Linked DNA regions of Homo sapiens: regions 1 and 2 are each linked to region 3. The links are chromatin contacts, found by Hi-C or POLR2A ChIA-PET in ENCODE. All regions are on one chromosome and are shown on one strand. The core of a region is the stretch at or near the end of the contact, and the rest is flanking DNA. Distances in the headings are between cores, read along the strand shown.

What was found. A loop is a pair of places that touch in the nucleus more often than their neighbours do. ChIA-PET counts read pairs that join two places held with the same protein, here RNA polymerase II (POLR2A). Pooled maps may share reads with other maps.
Region 1: a loop to region 3 is called in a pooled map, with 9 times the contacts of the local background. The contact joins the promoter of SNHG17 here to the promoter of CTNNBL1 in region 3. A Hi-C loop is called at or near these places in 1 of 168 maps with a recorded cell type or tissue (CD4-positive, alpha-beta T cell), 1 of 37 single-sample maps with no recorded cell type and 9 of 50 pooled maps.
Region 2: a map of CD4-positive, alpha-beta T cell shows a loop between it and region 3 (11-fold over the local background). The contact joins the promoter of RALGAPB here to the promoter of CTNNBL1 in region 3. A Hi-C loop is called at or near these places in 3 of 168 maps with a recorded cell type or tissue (CD4-positive, alpha-beta T cell, CD8-positive, alpha-beta T cell and dorsolateral prefrontal cortex) and 12 of 50 pooled maps. POLR2A ChIA-PET finds 5 or more read pairs at or near these places in 1 of 52 experiments (GM12878).

The regions. Positions count from the first base shown.
Region 1 is chr20:38,432,319-38,436,629 of GRCh38, reverse strand. It overlaps SNHG17 (small nucleolar RNA host gene 17), which reads left to right and starts at 1,302. Exons shown (of 8, transcript NR_185934.1): 1 at 1,302-1,603; 2 at 2,004-2,126. LOC124904958 reads right to left here. Exons shown (of 3, transcript XM_047440636.1): 2 at 2,025-2,167; 3 at 1-1,788. The coding sequence ends at 1,142. SNORA71D (small nucleolar RNA, H/ACA box 71D) reads left to right here and starts at 2,631; the gene lies at 2,631-2,768. RefSeq lists enhancers at 1,180-1,239, 1,260-1,549, 2,830-2,909.
Region 2 is chr20:38,471,239-38,475,842 of GRCh38, reverse strand. RALGAPB (Ral GTPase activating protein non-catalytic subunit beta) reads right to left here and starts at 3,000. Exons shown (of 30, transcript NM_020336.4): 1 at 2,774-3,000. RefSeq lists a silencer at 2,720-2,919 and an enhancer at 3,210-3,279.
Region 3 is chr20:37,690,736-37,695,506 of GRCh38, reverse strand. It overlaps CTNNBL1 (catenin beta like 1), which reads right to left and starts at 1,477. Exons shown (of 16, transcript NM_030877.5): 1 at 1,355-1,477. The coding sequence starts at 1,384. It overlaps LOC105372609 (a long non-coding RNA gene), which reads left to right and starts at 4,231. Exons shown (of 4, transcript XR_936703.1): 1 at 4,231-4,324; 2 at 4,557-4,644. RefSeq lists an enhancer at 1,140-1,199.

The DNA.
Region 1 (4,311 bases), core at 53-2,552, 740 kb before region 3:
CAAACATGTCTTTCTTCACATGGTGGCAGCAAGGAGAAGTATAGAGCAAAAGTGGGTAAAGCCCCTTATAAAACCATCAGGTCTCATGAGAACTCACTCACTATCAGAAGAACCGCAGCATGGGGGTAACCACCCCCATGATTCCATTACCTCCCACGACAGGTGGGAATTATGGGAAGTACAGTTCCAGATGAGATTTAGGTGGGGTCACAGCCAAACCATAGCAGCATCCCACAGCCCCTCCCCATCACAGAGACTCCCAGTGTTCTCACAGTCTGGGAATCCCATGGGCCTCTCCCAGGTACAAAATATGGAGCAGATCTCACCTCAGGGACCCCCATTTCCCTCATGGTTGCATAGATCAGGACTGGATTTTCTTGTCCTTCTGACCTATTGAGTACCAAGAATCTGACTGGAGCGGGGCGGAGGGTGGGGCGTGGGCTCCTCATCAGGCCCAAGGGTGGGCTGCTTGCACTCCAGAACATGGGCAGAGTCAGTAGCAGGGCTGTCTCAGGCCGAAGAGGCACATCCTGCCCAGGGTGCAGGCAGTGCCAATGCTTATGAGGATTTGTGGGCCATGAGTCCCCTCCCAAGATTGTCTCCAGTATGTTGCAGGGAACATGGGACATCTGTCTACAGTCTCTGTCACTGTGCAAATCTGATCAGGTTCCTCAGATGCCAGTCTGGTCAGGTCTCTTCTGCTTCAGAGACTCTTTCCACCCTCCATCCCGTGTACTTTGAGGCTGGAGTTTAGCAAAGCAGTTACCCGCTGTGCATCTCTCTTGGCTCATCTTCTCACGCTCACATTCCAGTCTCAGGCCATGACTCAGTCATCTCGGTCTGACATTGTTCAGAAAAAAAGGAATGGGGCGGGGGTAGAATTCATTCATTCAACTGTGCTAGTCACTGAACTAGGTACTGAGTACAGTGGTGAATCAAAGACAGATGCCTTTGGACCCTTGCAGAAAGAAGTCCAAACTAAGCACAGTCCCCTCATCGTAGTAACAGCTCCTATCATGGAAAATTGGCCATTCCTACAGATTAATAATGAATCAGTGACCAAGGAACATCTTCAGAACAAACAGAAAAGCAAAGCAAGTGGGAGAAGTTTACTTCTAAACTTCCAGATAGTTTTCGAAAATTATCCCAAGTCCTCCAGAGTCTGGCGTTGAGCCTCCGCTCCGCCAGGGGACGCTGCAGGACTGCTCGCGTCGGTTCCTACCGCTCTAGGCCGCAGCTCGCGCTCTCGTCTGTATTTCCGCCGGCGCGAAACGAGCGTAGCTTCCTTGTCGTGTGGCCTCAGTCCTTCGCCGTCCCTCGCCGTCCTTCGCCATCGCACGCCACCGCACCCCATCTCTCGAAATCTGCAGACATCTTGATTTTTCCCACGCTGTCTGTCAGGTCTCCGCCGCCACTCGACGCCAGGGCGCCGGGTGAGTCCACAGCAGGGCGCATGGTCGGCTCCACTCTCACCATCGGGGGAAACTGAGGCCCCGGGGAAGGCGGCCAGAGAGGTCAGGCCCTGTCCTTGGTGCAGTGTCTCGTCCTCTTTGCCGGAGTGAGCCCCCCAGGATTCGCGTGTCCTCGGGAAAGACACTGGCAGGTGAGTCGCGCCCTTGGCCGCGGCAGTGCTGAGCGGGCCACGTGCGGTCGTCAGACCCCCTGTCCGCGCAGCTACTCTGCGGGGAGGCTTAGTGCCCCTGGATGGCGGGAAACAGGGCTCGGCGACTTTAGCTGCCCGCCCCCGACTCCTGGCATTGGAAGCCTCCAAAGCCACTTGACTGTTGCCTACAAAGTGCCAGTCATTGTGCCACGTCCTTGAGACCGTTAACTCGTTTTCCCCTCAATAACTTTTAAAAGTAGGTGTTAGAACCTTCATTTTACAGACCAGTTAGCTGTGGTTTAAATGGAAGACGCTGCCAGCACTCCAGTGGGGCAGAGTCTGGACTTCTGTCCCCGGGCCTTGTACTAAAGCCCCCTCCCCGTGCTTTTTCCTTGCCTAGGCCTTGTGGGCTGTGCTGCACCTCGGACGGCTTCGCACCAGCCAGCGCCCTCTCTCTCCTGCAGCACTCTGATCTGCACCCCCTGAGGGGCTTCCACTGTCCGCGGGGTGAGAATGCCCCTGGGTAAGTGCCGCTGCTTCTGCGCACCTTGGGGAAGGACCCTTCTGTGGGACGCAGTAGAGGGGACAGTCAATGAGCTCAGCCAGTTCTGAGTTCTGAGAACTGTCTGGCAAAGCGGGTGCAGAGCAAAGCGTGACTTAGGAGACGGGCTGCGCTTGGGGTCACATGCTAGCTAAGTTCCTTCATTCCCCTGAGGTTGACTTTCTGTAAAGTAGGGAAACTGCAAAGGCTCTCTGAGGGCAGAGGCCTTGGCTGTTTTTCTTGATTTTGAACCCACGGTGCCTGTCCACGTGTAGATACTCAGAACTGGTGGGCTGAATGTACAGCCGAGGCATTTTTACCAGAAGTCTGTTTTCCTGTGGACTCTGGGTGGGGACAGATGGAATCTGCCTGTGAAGTGATGATGGCTCTCAGGGTCCTGGGTACCCTTCTCTTCCCTGGGGGGTGAGCCTCCCTCTGGAGATCTGGCAGCTAACACGCTGACGTGGGCTCACCTGCCCTTTTTTGCACCTGTATTCGAAAGTGATCGTGGGCTGCCTGTGCCCTGGTCATTGATAGTGCAGGGAGAGAAATCGCGGAAAGTGCTTCCCCGTGTTTGGAGGGTCCGCTCCTGTCCCTTTCAAACTCTGGAGCTTTCTCACACCTCCTTCTCACCATCTTTCAAATGCCTCCTGGCACTTGGTGTCTTATTAGTGAGTGCTCCCTGTGCAAGGCTCAGTGCAGGGTTCCATGAGGCGTTCACCAGGGTCTATGAGGGGTGAGTCCCTGCCTCAGGATTGGTGGTGAAACCACAGCTGCAGCCCCCACTAGTCACACCCTGTGGCAATTACTGGCTTGATTGTCTTTGCCTCTCTCTATTGTGACCTTGAGGACAGTGTCTTGAGTTTTGTTTAATATTTTATTGTATTTTTTTAGAGACAGGATCTCACTCTGTTGTCCAGGCTGAGGTGCAGTGTGCAGTGGCGTGATCATAGCTTGAACTCCTGTACTCAAGTGATCCTCGCACCTCAGCCTCCCAAATAGCTGGGACAGACAGGGTCTCGCTATGTTGCCCAGGCTGGTCCTGAACTCCTGGCTTCAAGTGATTTTCCCTCAGTCTTCCAAAGTGCTGGAATTACAGGTGTGAGCCACTTCGCCTGTCTCAGTATCTGAGTCCTGTCTCTTGACTTACCTGGTGCTTGGTAGATGGTTGATTTTCAGCAGTTATGGAACAAATGAAAAACAGGAGATGGGCCGGGTGCAATGGCTCACACCTGTAATCCCAGCACTCTGAGAGGCCAAGGAGTGTGGATCACTTGAGGCCAGGAGTTCAAGACCATCCTGGCCAACATGGTGAAACCCCATCTCTACTAAAAAATACAAAAATTACCTAGGTGTGGTGGCACACGCCTATAATTCCAGCTACTCAGGAGGCTGAGGCACACCAGAATCGCTTGAACCTGGGAGGTGGAGGTTGCAGTGAGCCAAGATCATGCCCCTGCACTCCAGCCTAGGCGACAGAGTGAGACTATGTCCCTAACAAAAAACAAAAAACAGGAGCTGGAAAAAGACAACTGTGGCTGGTCGTGGTGGCTCACACCTGTAATCCTAGCACTTTGGGAGACTGAGGTGGGTGGATCGCTTGAGCCCAGGAGTTTAAGACCAACCTGGGCAATATGGCAAAAACCTGTCTACAACACACACACACTAGCCAGGTGTGGTGGCATGCGCCAGGAGGTGGAGGTTGCAGTGAGCCGAGATTGTGCTACTGCATTCCAGCCTGGGCTGCAGAGCCAGACCTTGTCTTTAAACAACAACAACAAAAAAGACTTCAGTTGTAAGGTGACAGGGCTTAGCACATTGATGCATGTCAGGGAAGTAGTTTTGAGCAAGGCAGCCTGTGTGGGGGTGGTCAGAGCTATTTCCCACTGGCCCAGTGGTCATCCCATGGTGTTCTCTTTGACGGTCTTGTCCGTGGGCCACCAGGATTAATTTCCCCACAGGATTGTCATTGTGATGTCAGCGACCAAAGCCAGAGGTATAGCTAGGCATGGCTGATAGAAGAGTGAGATGTGTAATCAGCCCTGACCCGCAGATGACAGATGGGCCATCCTGCCCATCATAGCCCTTACTGTGTATGCTAGACTGCGCCACGCTGGTGTGCCACACCAGAACCTGTCCTAGGTTCAGAGTCCCCTTCAGTGTACTG
Region 2 (4,604 bases), core at 1,751-4,250, 780 kb before region 3:
CAGTTCGACATGAACCTGGCCAACATGGCGAAACCCCCTCTCAACTAAAAATACAAAAAAATTAGCCAGGTGTGGTGGTGGGTGCCTGTAGTCCCAGCTACTCAGGAGGCTGAGGCAGGAGAATCGTTTGAACCCAGGAGGCGGAGGTTGTAGTGAGCTGAGATTGCGCCACTACACTCCAGCCTGGGGGACAGAGCGAGACTGCATCTCAAAAAAAAAAAAAAGAAAAAAAAAATTTTATGAAATGTGTTTTTAATTCAGTCTACATACTTTGTCATGTTTAATTGCTATACAAAAAAAAATCTTTATTGTCCAAAAACCTCCTCATAATGACCTTCACACACATATTCACTAACTTTTGCAAATCCTTACATGGTTTTAAGACCAACCAAGAACAAATCCAATCTGAATTATTGGTCTGCCTTCCTTTAAACTTGTAAATATGGCAAATGGGGCAATGGCAGTTCAGGCATTCTGCAATAAATATGTGCTAAATTTGTCAATTCCTGTGACAACATGATTTTACTCTTCATTAAGTACTTAACGTCCTCTCTCCTGGTGAACAGGACCAAACATTACCAATGGCAATCCCATCTGCTTGTATTTACCAAATACCAACAAGGCAGTGGCATTTAGTGGATGACAACTAAACACTTTTTTGGACAATGAAGTAGGGAACACATGCAAAGGTCTAACAGTAATAAAAAGACTTTCCCTACAGACATGATTGCGTCCGATTGTGATAGAATCAGACATTAAAAATCAAACAATGTTGATTGCACATGGTTAGTTACAGAGTGCCTTGCAATTGGTAAGAACTCAATGTGTGTGTTCAACTGCTGGACAAATTGCTGAACATAACTAGAATACTCACTCCTAAGCAAAAAGAACAAAACTCTATAAGCTGGGAACTACCAAACATCTTTTACAAAAATGGAAATAGAGAAGAATCTGTTCGCAACATGATCTATCTATGACATAAAAGGACCCAAACATTCCACTGAGTAAAAGCTTTGTGAGTCTGTATGTCAAAGCACTGGAAGGAATACAGAGATGAAGAAAACATAGTCCCTGCCCTAAAGCTTCTCATAATCTAGAAGTAGGGATAGAACTACAACTCAGAAAAATAACTGATAAGTTTCACTACGATGTTCCTAAAGAGCAAATTGGAAGGACTCAAGGTGGGTAGGGGTCAGGGACAGAGGTATCTTGAAGGGAATGCTTAAAGCTAATGCAGCCAGAGACAGGAAGAAAAGGGTATGTAGGCCTGGCACAGTGGCTCGCATCTGTAATCCCACCACTATGGCAGACCATAGTGGGTGGACTGCTTCAGCCCAGGAGTTTGAGACCAGCCTGGGCAACATGGAGAAACCCCATCTCTACAAAAAAAATTCAAAAATTAGCCAAGCGTGGTAGTCCCAGCTACTTGAGAGGCTGAGGTGGGAGGACTGCTTGAGCTCAGGAGGCGGAAGTTGCAGTGAGCCAAGATCATGCCACTGCATTCCAGCCTGGGCAACAGAGCAAGACTCTGTCTAAAAAAAAGAAAGAAAGAAAAGAAAAGGGTGTGTATATGCATATAGGAGAGAGCAGAAGTGTGTGCGTTTGGGTGGGATGGCCAGAACGTTCAGAGGATGGTCTAGGCAGACTTCCAGCATATGTAAAAACGACCCAGAGGTTACAGACGCTACACCTATAAGTACTGTATATTTAGGAAAATTGCAAACGAGCAGTTTGCATAAGATGCATACATTTTAAATGTTCCAGATGACTCAGAATCCCTGCAGAGAATTCCATCCCTAACAGTCTTTCACAAGGTGTAGTGGTCAGTCAACCTAAAGATCTCTGCGGGTGGAACCTGCAAGTTTAACAAGCTCCCAGACAATTCTCCTGCACACTTAAGCTGGAGAAAGAGAGATGCTTTTTGAGATGCAGAATTATCAAATTACATGCGGTTCCCAAACTTTGCTGCAAGCTGGAATCACTTGGGCATCTTTAAAAAAAAAATATTGAAGTCTGGCTTTCAACTCCAGACATTCTGATTGTTTTGGTCTGGGATGCCACATGGGCATCAGAAACCTTTACAATTTCCCCCAGGTGATTCTACAGTGTAGCAAAGTTGGAGAGCCACTGCCCTAATTGTTAAGCACTTGGGTCGGATGCTCCGGTTCAAATTACTAGCTATGTGACCTTGGGTAATTAAGTCACCCAACCACCCAGGGACTCAGTTGCCTCGTCAGTAAAATGGGGACAACAATCCTACCTCACAGGGTTGCTGTGAAGTTAGACGTGGAGAACGTAATGGCCTGGCATGATGCCTGGCGGATAAGAAGCGCTTAATGGGGGTTAGCTGTTTACTCCCATCATCAACTCTCCCTCATCAAAGTGTCACTGTGCAATGGGCAGCATCGTCCCCACTGGGCGGCAGCAACTTGCCTAACCTTTCTGCTGGACCAAATTCTTTGCGGGAGTTGTCTAGCTCCGCTCCAGACCCGCCCCCTCCCCCAGGTTGCCAGGAGAGAGCTTCGCCTGGCCGGGGTAGCTCCCAAGGATTAGACCGGGTTTACACAGACTCGACAGCAGCCGCCCACTCCAGGGCCAAGCTTTCCCCGCCCCCGTGGGTCTCCCAAAAATTTGCAGATGAGCTTCCAAAGGCCGGGCCCCTGGAGCACCCAGAGCCGAGAAACAAGCCTCAGCCGTCCCTTGACCGCCAGGTGGGGAAGAGAGGGAAGGAGAGGGGAGGGTCCGGCCGCGGCGGGGCCGGCTGCCCGGTTACCTGAGGCGACGGGCGGGGCCCGCATCGCCGGGGCGGGCGCCGCCGCCGGCCGTCCTCGGCCTTCCGCCTCACGCGACCCGCGCCATAGGGCTGGCGCTTTCACCGCCCTGGCCGGCCGTCCTCAGGCGGTCCGTCAGTCCACCCGTCAGCGACTCTCCCAGGGCGCCAAGGGACGACGAAGGCCACTCGAGCCAGCCGGCTGGGATCTGCTCAGGCAACTTCCGACTGCCAGGGGCGGCGGCGTCAAATAACTCCCCAGCCAAGTGGGCCACTGCGCGTGCGCGGTGCGCCTAATCAGAGCTTTCTACGGGGCTGAACCGGTGGCGTCAAATAATTCCCGAGACACAGAGCCGGAAGCTGCGCCTGCGCAGCTATCCCAGATCGCCGCGCGGGACGCATTGCGTTCCTCCCATTCCGGATCAAGTGGAGAGGGAGGAGTGAAGTGACGGATGCACCTACCTCATCGCGGCACAGAGGAGGCGCTCTACCTGCGTCCTTAGGAATCTTACGGCATCCACTCTACCTGCTTTCGGTGCAGACGGATAAGGGGCTTCTCTGCAAGATTCTGGCTCCCACCTAGGTTCTAGGAATTTCTCCCATCCCACCATTACAGCACTCTTCCTCTGAAATGATGCCCTTTGCTCGCCGCCGTCTTATTACACGGGCACAGCATTAATTATGAACAGTGCTCTATTCCAGGCCCGGTGTGGGTTACAAAGGTGAATCGAACATAAGATTTAGAGCCTCTCATTAAAGAGCTGAATCTGATCGAGATAAGACAGTAGTAATAATACTAAGAGATACTACTTCGAGCACCTGCCATGCGCTAGACATTTTGTAAACAGTACCACTTTCAATAATTTGCTTTCACTTCAACGAAGAAAATAATACCATTGGAGAGGTACAGCTTAAGTGCTTTGAGAATCTAAAGGAGGAAACTTGGACTGAGAAAGAAGAGGAGGGAGGGATGGTGGAATTCTTCACGGAGGACCTGGCCTTGAGACTGACCTTGGGTATTGAGAGAGGGAGGAGGGGTCAGGGTGTTGAGTAGAGGTGAAGGCACGGTTGTCTGAAAAGCAGAAGGGAGCAAAGAAGATTCTGACTCCTCACCTCAGTTAGAAGAGACTATGGAGGAATGAGTGATAAGGGAACTAGTATCCTCACAGAAAGGGTAAAACTGAAGAGTGTTTCCTCAAGACCACACCTCACCCCCCAGAAAAATAGCTACAGGAAGGAAGAGGGAAAAGGAGGGTAAGAATGTGCTAGGACAGGAACGAGGCTATGTCCAGGACACTGGATCCAAGCAATACATTTCAATTAAACACAGTGTGACAAATTATGTAGTTGGCTAACTCAAGATCTATTTCAACCACTCCCTTGCCTTTCTATACTACAGGGGCTGAAAAGCAAAGCACACAACTCTCAACTTTCTTTGCTGCTAAGGGTGGCAGTGAGACAAAGTCCTGGCCACTGAGATGTAGGCAGAAGTATCAAAGGAGACCTTCCCTTCCTTCTTCCCTTGGAGAAGTTTGTGTCCTTCACTTTTCCCCTGCTTCATGCTTGGAACTGGGTAACACCTGGGAGCACAGCAGCCTAGAGGCCATGAGGAGGGCTGTGCTGAGGAAGGTGGAGCAGAAAGACAGGAGCCTGTTTGTTTAAGTCATACTCAAGCAGCTACACAAACCCTGTACTACCTTCCTGTCTTATCGGGATGAGGGATCTTATATATACCAGAGTTTGTTGAGTTTTATGTTACTTGCAACCAGATGCATTCTAACACAATTAATACTGAACCCCTGTAACAGACAAGGGAGGGGTGACTAACTGGAAG
Region 3 (4,771 bases), core at 228-2,727:
TTTATTGGCTGAGTGTGGTGTGTGGTGGCTCATACCTGTAATCCCAGCACTTTGGGAGGCCAAGTGGGAAGACTGCTTGAGGCTAGGAGTTTGAGACCATCTTGGGCAACATAGCAAGACCCTGTCTCTACAAAAAATTTAAAAATCAGCCAAGCATAGTGATGCCTGCCTGCAGTCCTAGCTACTTGGGAGGATACCTTAGACCTAGGAGTTTAAGGCTACTGTGAGCAATGATTGTGCCACTGCACTCCAGCATGGGCGACAGAGCAAGATCCTGTCTCTAAATAACAATAAAATAAAATTTTAAAAATTAATTAAGTATATTTTATTTCACCCATTATCCAAAATATGATCATTTAATCAATATGACCAATAACCAATGTAATTGATATAATCAGTACGATCATGTAATCAATATAAAAATTTCACTTTTTCCATACTAGTCTCCAACCCAAATGTGTCTTTATACTTACAGTATTTCTCAATTCAGACTAGTCACATTTCAAGCAATCAACAGCCTATGTGGCTAGTGGCTACGACATTCGGCAGTGCAGCTCTACTGCTCCTCGCAATGACCCTCCTATGGAATCAAAGTGGGGGAAAAACTTTGGGGTGGAAGTCAGTACGCCTGAGCTCAAATTCCAGCTCCTTGTTTCTGAGTGACTTTGGACAAGCCCTTTCTGCTCTCTAGGTCCCATACAGTTTCCCCACAAGTTTCCTAGGCAAGGGGGACCCTGAGCAAGATTCCTAGAAACTCATTCCATGCTAGAATTCCCAACATCTCCTGCAAATCGCAGTAAACACAAGCACAGCTTTCCACACTTTAAAACCAGCTTTCATACATATCAGTTGGTACAGTCCTCAAACAACCCTACTAAGGCAGTTATTAGTGTCTCCACTATATAGATACAAAAACTTGGTTCAAAGAGGGGGGGAATGACTTGTCCAAAAGCCACATAGCCAGTCAGTGGAGAAGCTGGAGATCAAATCCAAGTGAGACCAGTGCACTCCCACCGCCGCCACCACCATCACCTCAATGACTGGGGGGACATGAGAGCTGAGAGGACATGGTTGTGAAAAAAAGGATAGTCTGGGGTTTCAGAGGAGTTTCAGGGAACCAGGCCCCAGGGTGAGGAAGAGGAGGTGAAGGGCTCAGGTCTTGAGAAGGGATGAATCGAAAGGGCCCAGGAGGGCTTCGGAGAGCAAAGTAAAACGAGGGGCTGAGACCCCGGGTGGCATGAGAAGTTAGAGGGCCCGGGAGTGAGGCGAGAGGAGGTGAGATGAAAGGGCTCTGGCTCCTGCGACCCCTGCCCAGGTGAGAACGCGGTCGCTCGGCCCTCCCTGCCCCTCATACCTGGTAGCTCAGAAGTTCGCCCACGTCCATGGTACCCGGCCCAGCAAATACTCCACTTCCCTGCACTCACGCCCAGACCGCGGGCCCGTCAGCCGCGGCTCCAGCCACACTGCCGTAAAGTGCGGCGAGCGGAGCCGCAGAGCCAATAGGGCAAAAGTGCGAGCGACAAGCGAGCCGGCCACACCGCGGTAAAAGGACGCGCCGCCGTAAAGCGCGCTGCATTTGGAACAGGGTTGCTTCCGCCTGGAGCCTGAGGGGGCGGGGAAAGGGGGCGGAGACTTAGAGGAGGGGCGGGAGGGGAGAGCAGGGACCAGAAGAAACCAAACTTGATTGCGCGTCCCTAGTGTCCAGGGCGGAGTGCCGGGTGTTTCGTGTGCGCTCTCACGAGCTTCCAGTGATTTATCCTCATTTCACAGAAAAGGAAACTGACGCTCCCAACTGCACCATCCAATACTTTACTCACTAGCCACATATGGCTACCGAGCGCTTGAGATATGGCTACTCCGAAGTGAGATGTGCCATAAGTGTAAATAAAATACACACCAGATTTCTAAGACTTACATTGATTACAGGTTGAAATGATATTTTGGATATACTGGGTCAAATTCATATATTATAAAATGAATTTTACCTGTTTCTCTTTACTTCTTAAATGTGGTTAGTAGAAAGTTTTAAATTACACATGTGGCTCTCATTTGTGGTTCCCATTAATTTCTATCAGATAGTGCTGGCTCAAAAAGTGACTTGTTCCAAGGCTGTACAACTATTACTGGCTGAGAAACTATTGGTGATCACATGTCCCTCTCTAGGCTTGTGTCTGCTCATCTATGCGAAGTCTAACGGTCACTAGATGATCCCCTTGCTACCCAGGTGATATAAAAAGGTTTCTGGAGGAGAAAGTTGCCCATAATTGGAAGAGAATCATTCAGAGTGCATCTGATCTTAAACAAGATCAGAATGCACCTGGGACTTAAGGCTCCATCTTCAAAGGAAATTAAACCTCCTTCCATAAGCCCCTGTCCTTTATATTTATAATTATATTTATGTATTATATTATATTTATATGCCCTTCATATTTATAATTTTGGTCCCCATCCCATCTGCACTGGCTCCAATTATACAGAAATTATTCTTATTCCTCAGAATGACAAATCCTCTCCCCTTCTGCCTGGCCATCAGCACCATACCTCATCCAATTCTCTCATCTTTCGGGTCTCAAATGTCACTTTCTTACAAGGGCTTCTTCAACTCACCCTGGTCCAGGTAATCAACCTCTCTCCTCATTATTCTTTTTCCAAGTACCTGCTCCACTACGTATATATCTCATTCTGTAATTTTGTGCTTAATGGTTGACTATTTGTTTCTTGACAGCCTCATTTACTGGATTGCAAGCTCTATGCAAGCAGGACATGTGTGTGTCATGTTCACCACTGTATCCCCCAAGCCTAGTACAGTGCCTGGTAGAGGGAGAGGTTTCATAATGGGCCTTGTGTGCCATGGTAAAGAGATTAGATTTTGGCTAGGCGTGGCCGGGCGTGGTGGCTCACGCCTGTAAGCTCAGCACTTTAGGAGGCCAAGGCGGGCAGATCACTTGAAGTCAGGAGTTTGAGACCAGCCTGACCACCATGGTGAAACCTCGTCTCTACTAAAAATTACAAAAATTAGCTGGGCATGGTGGCACATGCCTCTACTTGGGAGGCTGAAGCAGGAGAATCGCTTGAACCCAGGAGGCAGAGGCTGTAGTGAGCTGAGATTCCACCACTGCACTCCAGCCTGGGTGACAGAGCAAGACTCTGTCTCAAAAAAAAAAAAAAAAAAAAGAGAGAGAGATTGGATTTTATGCTAACGGCATAAGGAAAGTTTTAAGCAAGGTAGTTTTGTGACTGGGCTTATGTTTTTAAAGGATCACCTATGCAATCTGCATTGAATTCAGTCTATTTGGGTGTCTTTCCCCCTCCTACTTATATAAGAATATGGACTGTGCCCGGCCGGGTGTGGTAGCTCACGCCTGTAATCCCAGCACTTTGGGAGGCCGAGGAGGGCAGATCACGAGGTCAGGAGATTGAGATCTTCCTGGCCCACATGGTGAAAACCCATCTCTACTAAAATACAAAAAATTAGCCAGGTGTGGTGGCACGTGCCTGTAGTCCCAGCTACTTGGGAGGCTGAGGCAGGGGAATCGCTTGAACCAGGGAGGTGGAGATTGTAGTGAGCCAAGATGGCACCACTGCACTCCAGCCTGGCGACAGAGCAAGACTACGTCTCAAAAAAAAAAAAAAAAAATAGAATATAGACTGTGCCTTGTTTGGGAAGACAGGAGAGAGTAATGGTGAGGGTGTACCCTTTGGACCCAGACCCCTGTGTTCTAGTTCATGGTATGTTGATGCCAGCTTGCACAGACAGGTCTACAAAAGCCCATGGTTAAATTTGTAGGAAACTTGCAAGCTGATTGACACCAGGTTGATAGCTTGAAATCAGCCATGCTAGGAGTATTTGTACAATGTAAATCAGCAAATGCTACAAATCAGGGTTGTTAATGTTGTTGTTTTTCCAGAGAGCTACTTGTAGGGTTTTTTTGTTTCTTTGTTTGCTTTTGAGACAAGCTCGGGCTCTATCACCCAGGCTGGAGTGCAGTGGCGGGATCTCAGCTCACTGCAACCTCCCCCTCCCGGGCTGAAGCCCACCTCAGCCTCCCAAATAGCTAGGACTACAGGCGTGCGCCACCATGCCTGGCTTATTTTGTTGTTGTTGTTGTTGTTGCTGTTGTTGTAGAAATAGAGTTTCACCATGCTGCCCAGGCTGGTCTCAAACTCATGAGCTCAAGCAATCCCCCCGCCTTGGCCTCACAAAGTGCTGGGATTACAGGCATGAGCCACTGCACCCAGCCGAGCCAGTTGTTAAACATCTACCCAACACACCCTGATTCTGGTTCTAGTGGAAGTTCCACCATATCTAGCCATGGGTCCTTGGGTAAGTTACTTTCTCTGTCCCTAAATTACACTTTCCTTATCTGTAACATGACTCATTCATTCATTCATTCATTCAACAAGTATTTACTGAGAGCCTACTCAATGCTAGGCACAATTCTGGGCTCTGAGGATATGGAAGTTTATAAAACAAAGCTCCTGCCTTCTGGAAACCTACATTCTAGTTTGGGTGAAAACCTCATGGAGAAAATGTTGATATGAGTCTTATTTTACAGATGTGGAAACAGTGGCAATGAACTTCACCTCTACATGCCTGATTTTCTCACCTGCAAAGTGGAGATTCAACCAAATCTACCTCATAAGGTTATGGAGGGTTTACATGAAATGCTGTATGCAAAGCACTTGGCACAGTGCCTGGCACAGAAAAGTGCTGTGTGTCTTATATTAATATTGTAAGGAGTTGGCAGCTGGGCACGGTGGCTCATGTCTG